Regions from separate parts of the Homo sapiens genome. Here region 2 is linked to region 1. Evidence: read pairs that join two places in POLR2A ChIA-PET (ENCODE). Cell type or tissue: HepG2. All regions are shown on one strand. Each heading gives the region's core, and the rest is flanking DNA. Links, peaks and the distances in the headings are about the cores only.

The links. ChIA-PET counts read pairs that join two places held together with the same protein. Peaks named below come from ENCODE experiments on the same cell type or tissue, not always from the same donor. Only the 100,000 strongest peaks of a DNase experiment are listed, where the experiment ranks them.
Region 2: POLR2A ChIA-PET joins it to region 1 with 12 read pairs; 3 of 35 experiments call an interaction of 5 or more read pairs at or near these places.

Annotation. Positions count from the first base shown.
Region 1 is chr7:50,559,693-50,562,496 of GRCh38, reverse strand. The region is part of intron 1 of DDC (dopa decarboxylase); the gene reads left to right. Among named protein-coding and RNA genes, the nearest start is that of DDC, 4.3 kb to the left of the region's middle. In HepG2, for the core only: no CTCF peak of the experiment used is centred there; a DNase peak (open chromatin) is centred at 1,446.
Region 2 is chr7:50,613,535-50,616,338 of GRCh38, reverse strand. GRB10 (growth factor receptor bound protein 10) reads left to right here. Exons shown (of 19, transcript NM_001350814.2): 11 at 1-129; 12 at 1,459-1,569. Among named protein-coding and RNA genes, the nearest start is that of DDC, 50 kb to the right of the region's middle. In HepG2, for the core only: a CTCF peak has its summit at 1,388; a DNase peak (open chromatin) is centred at 1,118; H3K4me3 peaks cover 760 bases.

The DNA.
Region 1 (2,804 bases), core at 287-2,786:
CAATGCTCACGGCTGGGGCCTGCCTCTCCTCTGTGGTCATGGCTGAACTCACAGTGTTTGGGGGGATGAGCCACCTTGCTGCTGGCTTCTGGCTCCCCCTGGATGGTGACGCTTGGGCAGCTCCCATCTTGCCCTCTGTGCAGATGGGGCCTAATCTCCTTACTGCCTCCATTGTCCACATGGCTGCTGCCTGCAGGTCCCTGCACGGCTGCTGGAGGGAGCTGCTTATGCACAGGCTGAGACCAGGATCCCCTCACTTGTACCACCTGCCAGGTCCCCGCCCTGCAGCCCCTGCACTCATGGCATGTTCTGCTGCCTGGAAGGCCGCTGCCTCTGTCCCAGTTCCATGGGGATCTCTGCTCTAGAGGGGTAGCTTCTTCCTTGAAAAGATGCTGCTTAAAGTCAGAGGATGGATGGCTCTCCTTGGGGCATTTCTAGCTCTGGACTGTGCCACAAGCCCTGGATGTGGTATGTGTATGTGTGTGTATGCATGCACTTAGGTATGTGTGTGTGTGCATGTGTGTGTGGTATGCATGCATATATGCATGTGCTATTGTACGTGTGTAGTGTGTATAAACATGCATGCATGTATGCTTGTGTATGTGTGTGCATGCATAAGTGTGCATGGTGTGTGTGCATGTGTGTGTGGTCGGGGCAGGGGCACCTGCAGGCTGCTCGTCATCTGAGTGGACCCTGTTCTCCACTCTTCCTCCTCTGCAAAGCCCAGGCCCCTTTCCTAGCTTCACATGACTCTGCGTGCACCTTCAGGAGAAACGGAGTCCTGCTCCTTCTATTGCACCCATCAACCAGGAGTGGGGGGAGGGGGTGGAGGTGGGGAAGATGATCCTCCCTGTTGCTGCCCCATGGTGGGAGGAGAGACTGAGCCCAAACCATGTTTTAGATGCTGATAGGCTTAAGGGTAACAGCACAGGAGTTTGAGATGCATGCGGCTCAACACCTAATCTACATCTCACTTCACTTTCTCATCTGGGGAAGTGGGCTTGGGACCCTGAGCCTCCCGGGTATCACAGGGTCCTAATAGTCCCTCACAGAAGGAGCAGACCCAGAGTGAGCACTCCCCAAATGCCACGCCGTCCCTTCCTCACCCTTGGAGTGGAGCCTGGTCGTTCTCAAAGTTGCTGGGAGAGTCCCAGGAGCCCTGGCCCCAAATCTGCATCCTACACAGTGCCTGGGAACACAGGGCCCATTTTTTCCTTGGCCTCTCGCCAGTCCCAGCAGGCCCTGATGCTCCTCTCCATCCTGCTAGGATGGCTCTCTCCCCCTGGGGGCAGAGTGGGGGCAGGAGGTGGTGGGAGGGTGGAGGGATGCTGCTCAGTAAATAATGCAGAGCCGGCAGCTCTGATTGGCTTCGGGGAGGCAGACACTCTGTCTACATAAATGGCAATCACATCTTCTGTGCCTCTTAACTGTCACTGTGGAGAGGAGAGAGAGAGGACAGAGAGCAAGTCACTCCCGGCTGCCTGTGAGTACTGCTCTTTGTCCTCATGGCTCACGCGTCCAGCTCTCTGGATGGCCGTGACCCTGGGGTTTGGGGTGGGAGGTTTGCCGGTTGATTCTAGCTGTGCTGAATTCTCCTCCTGCAGGAGGAAGGAGGTTCGGCTGACAGGGACAGCTGAGCATTCAGTGTGTGCAGGTGACACAGGGTTTACAGGAACTTTTCAAGAAAATAGGCACCAACCTAGGTCGGCTTGCTTTTTTGTGCTATCTGCAAGCAACAGGTCAGGCAGAGAATCTGAAACTTTGGATTGCTTTTTAGGCCACATTCCTAGAGCCATGACAGCAACATAACTAAGTGAGTGGAAATTATTTTCCAGACTGGCTCATGTGCATGTAGAGACCGTGGAGGCCACACGATGGGTGGGAAAGAAGGAGGCTATGCAGCCCCACAGACTCAGGTTTGCATTCAGATGCACACCTCCCTGGCCGCCTTTCCTTCCTCAGACGTGAAGGAGAGGAGCTAATTAACAGCATCCTCCCCCAGATCATAGTAAAAACCAGGTTTGATTTTATAAAGGGGCGGGCACACAATAGGTGCTCAATAAATGAGAGCTCTATTGTGAATAAGGGAGGAAAGTGTGAGGTCACTGAAAATGCTGCTGAGTGGTCTGCTGCGCCCTCCACAGCCTGTTTTCTTCAGTTTCCAAGCGAAATTCAGGCAGGTGACATGGGTTCTTCCCACAAGCTTGTTTCTCTCTTGAAGACTCCAAGGGCGAGGCTCCTTGCGAAAATTTCTCATTCAGATAAGCAGAGTTTCCCCTCCAAAAGGTGACAATCACTGCACAAAAGCTGGTCCTCTGTTGGTTTGTCAAGGGTGCCAGAGAAAAACACTCCTTTTGCTGGGGGCACCGGAGTCCTGCTGGCAGCGTGCGGTGACCCCAGACTAGAACACAGGCATCCTGGATGGCTGACCACAGAGCAAGTTAAGGGGTGTCTGGATGGTTCTGAAGGAAACAAAATCAAGCCATTCTCAGCAGTTTCTTTTCTTCCTGTCTTCTGGGCACACGCTAGGTGGGCGTCTACACACAGCCAGTGTGAAGAAAATAATTAAAATAAATCCCCCTTAACTCCCCTTGCCACAAATTCAAAGAGATAGCCTGGGGGATCTAATTACTTTTGTTTTCTGCTCTTCAAGATGTTGATTATTCTGAAGGTTTTACTTTCAGACACTCAACTTGAGTCAGCAGTTAAGTTTAGGGAACGGCTCTAGGAAAACCACACTATGCGGGTATTTTAAAAGAAGTGTTCTGCGGCTGGGCGCAGTGGCTCACGCCTGTAATCCCAAC
Region 2 (2,804 bases), core at 136-2,635, 54 kb before region 1:
AACTCCAGTAGTTGTCCTGAAATTCAAGGGTTTTTGCATGTGAAAGAGCTGGGAAAGAAATCATGGAAAAAGCTGTATGTGTGTTTGCGGAGATCTGGCCTTTATTGCTCCACCAAGGGAACTTCAAAGGTGAGCTTTAAAAGCTACCACCACCAGCCCTAATTCTGCCACAGTCACTCCCCCCAGGTCCTCAGAGTGAACCTGGGCTTCATTTTTAAATGCACCTTAGACTCCTCCAAGCTCAGGACAACTTCTTAATAAGCTAATTGTGCAGCAGCTGAACTTGGAGTCACAGGTTTCCTGGTCTCGCTCAGAAACTAGGTAATAAATAATACAGGCCTAAGAACCCCACCTGCCTAGCCCCACCCCCACTGCGGGTTGGGAGCAGACACCCCTGGCTGCCCCATCACTTCAGAGACTGGCCTAGTTCTCATAAGTTGGGATTTAAGCTAGCTGTAAAGATGTTTGATAGACTATTGCCACCCTAATGCCAGTGTAACTTTATGTATCATAGATATTTCATGAAATAAACTGCAGGCTTGCATGTATCCCCAGTGAGAAGAAGGTGGGAGATGGAAAACAGCTGCAGGCCCTCAAAAGAGAGCTTAGGCCGGAGGCTCCTTTGCTCCCATGTACACTCTTGTCTGCTCTCTTCTTGTGCTGTCCACATATACCCTGTGGCAGGAGCCTTGTCCACCCAATACCTGGCTGAGCACTTACCATCTGAGGGCTGTGGTCTCTTTTGCTCTGGCCAGCAGAGGTGAAAGGGAGCTGGCGGGACCCCAGCACAGGTGTTGAGCATCTGGGAACCGGCTCTGGGAAGGTGTTGGGGCCGGCTCTGGGAAGTCAGCAGCTGCCGACACCTGGGCCAGAGAGAAGGGGCGTCTGCAGAGAGGGGCTTTGAACTGACACAGGGCATGGTAGCTTCCTGACCTCCCAGCTCTGCTGTGTGGCCCGCTCACTGTCCTCGTGTGTGCTGAAGTTGGGAGGGTATTTCGTAGAGCAGGAAACAGAGCTGGGCTGGAGAGTTGAGGAGGAGAAGGGTGGGACAAGCAAGCTACCAGTGGGAAAACCCAAAGTACGGTTGGACTCTGGACTCACAACAAACCAAAGGCAGACAGGCCCTGTGCTCTTAACTCTGACCTTTGGGTTATAGATTTTCTCCTGCTTTTTATCTTGAATATCCGGTCATGGGGCTTTGATTTGCCAGAAGTATCAAATACGTTCCAACAGCCTTGTGTGTCTGAGAACTGGGGAAGTGGGTGTTTTGGGTGAGACTGGGTGAATTTGGTTTTAGTTTAGCACTTATTACACCTCGCGTAATAATCATATGTAATATGTATAGTGTCATCGGGGAAAGTGCTTGTAAGTGTGCAGAGACTGCCCTCTGTCTACCAGAGGTGAACACATTTGCTCTTTGCTGTGCTTGAGACTTTAACCTGGCCAGTGTTGTCACAGGAACCCAGACACCTGCAGCTGCTGGCCGACCTGGAGGACAGCAACATCTTCTCCCTGATCGCTGGCAGGAAGCAGTACAACGCCCCTACAGACCACGGGCTCTGCATAAAGGTACCCACGAGCTGTCCACAGACGGCGCGCATGCTCAGCAGCCCACAGGAGACTGACTTCTTCTCTTGCCCAGCACTTGATTGTTGCTTCTATTGTCTTCAACAGAAACATAGTTTCACACTGGATTTATCCATTCCTGTAAAAACATTTATTGTACACTTGCTGCTATCAGTCCTTGAGTAGCTCAGAAGCTCAAGGACAAGCAGACAGGGATGGATAATGTGGCTAGTGGGCTCAGTGTTTTAGGGAGGGTGGCTTTTGGCATCAAAGGGTGGGCTGTGGCTGTAGCCCAGTACTAGTAGCTGGAAGGGGAGGTGGGGCAAGGGAGGGGACCCCCAGCCTGTCACCTGGGTTGCCTGCATGGTACTGAGTGAGCTGATGGCTTCTGTGTGGGCCTCTGGCTGTGGGGATGGTCAGACAGGAATAGACACAATGCTGCCCACCCTCTGCATGCATGTGTGTGCTGGCATGCACACACACGTGTGCACACACATCTACATGCACATACCCACACGTGCATACATACATGTATAGACATACACCTTTGTGCATACACACAGGTATAGACATACACCTTTGTGCATACACATACATTATACACACATGTACATAGACACACATACACATGTGCACACACCTATAGGCAGAGCCCACTCCTTTTCCCCTGATGAGGTTGTGGTGGTATTAATAATCATAATGGTAGATGATATTTACTGAATGCTTACTGTGCATGATATGTTCCACTGACAGTTTTACATCCATTATCTTAATCTTCACAGCCCCTTGTGGGATAGGAAGTTGGCCACATTGCCCACATCCAGTAGCCAGTGAATAGTTGTGCTTGGAGTTTGCCCTGTAGGCTGACTTATGAGCCATAGCCCAAGCCACATCCCGAGAACACACAATACGGGGAGCCCCTCCTTAGGGGAAAATTTCTTTCCAAAATATCACCTCATACCTTGCTCAGGGAATACTCTTTCGGTTATAAGTAATAGGCGTCTAATTCACACCAGCTAGAGGCCCAAGGCAGCCTCAGGCGGGGCTGGAGGTATGAGCAGCAGCTGGCACTCTCCCTTCCCACCAGCCCACACCAGCCATGCTTGCCTGTCTCTGCAAACGCAGTCTCTGCTTCTCTCATAGCACCAGCCGAGCGCAGGGTAGTCACACCTGTCCCTCAACCCCTCCAGATTCTTGGGAGGGAGAGCTGGGGTGTGTCCAGCATTGTTTCTTGAGTC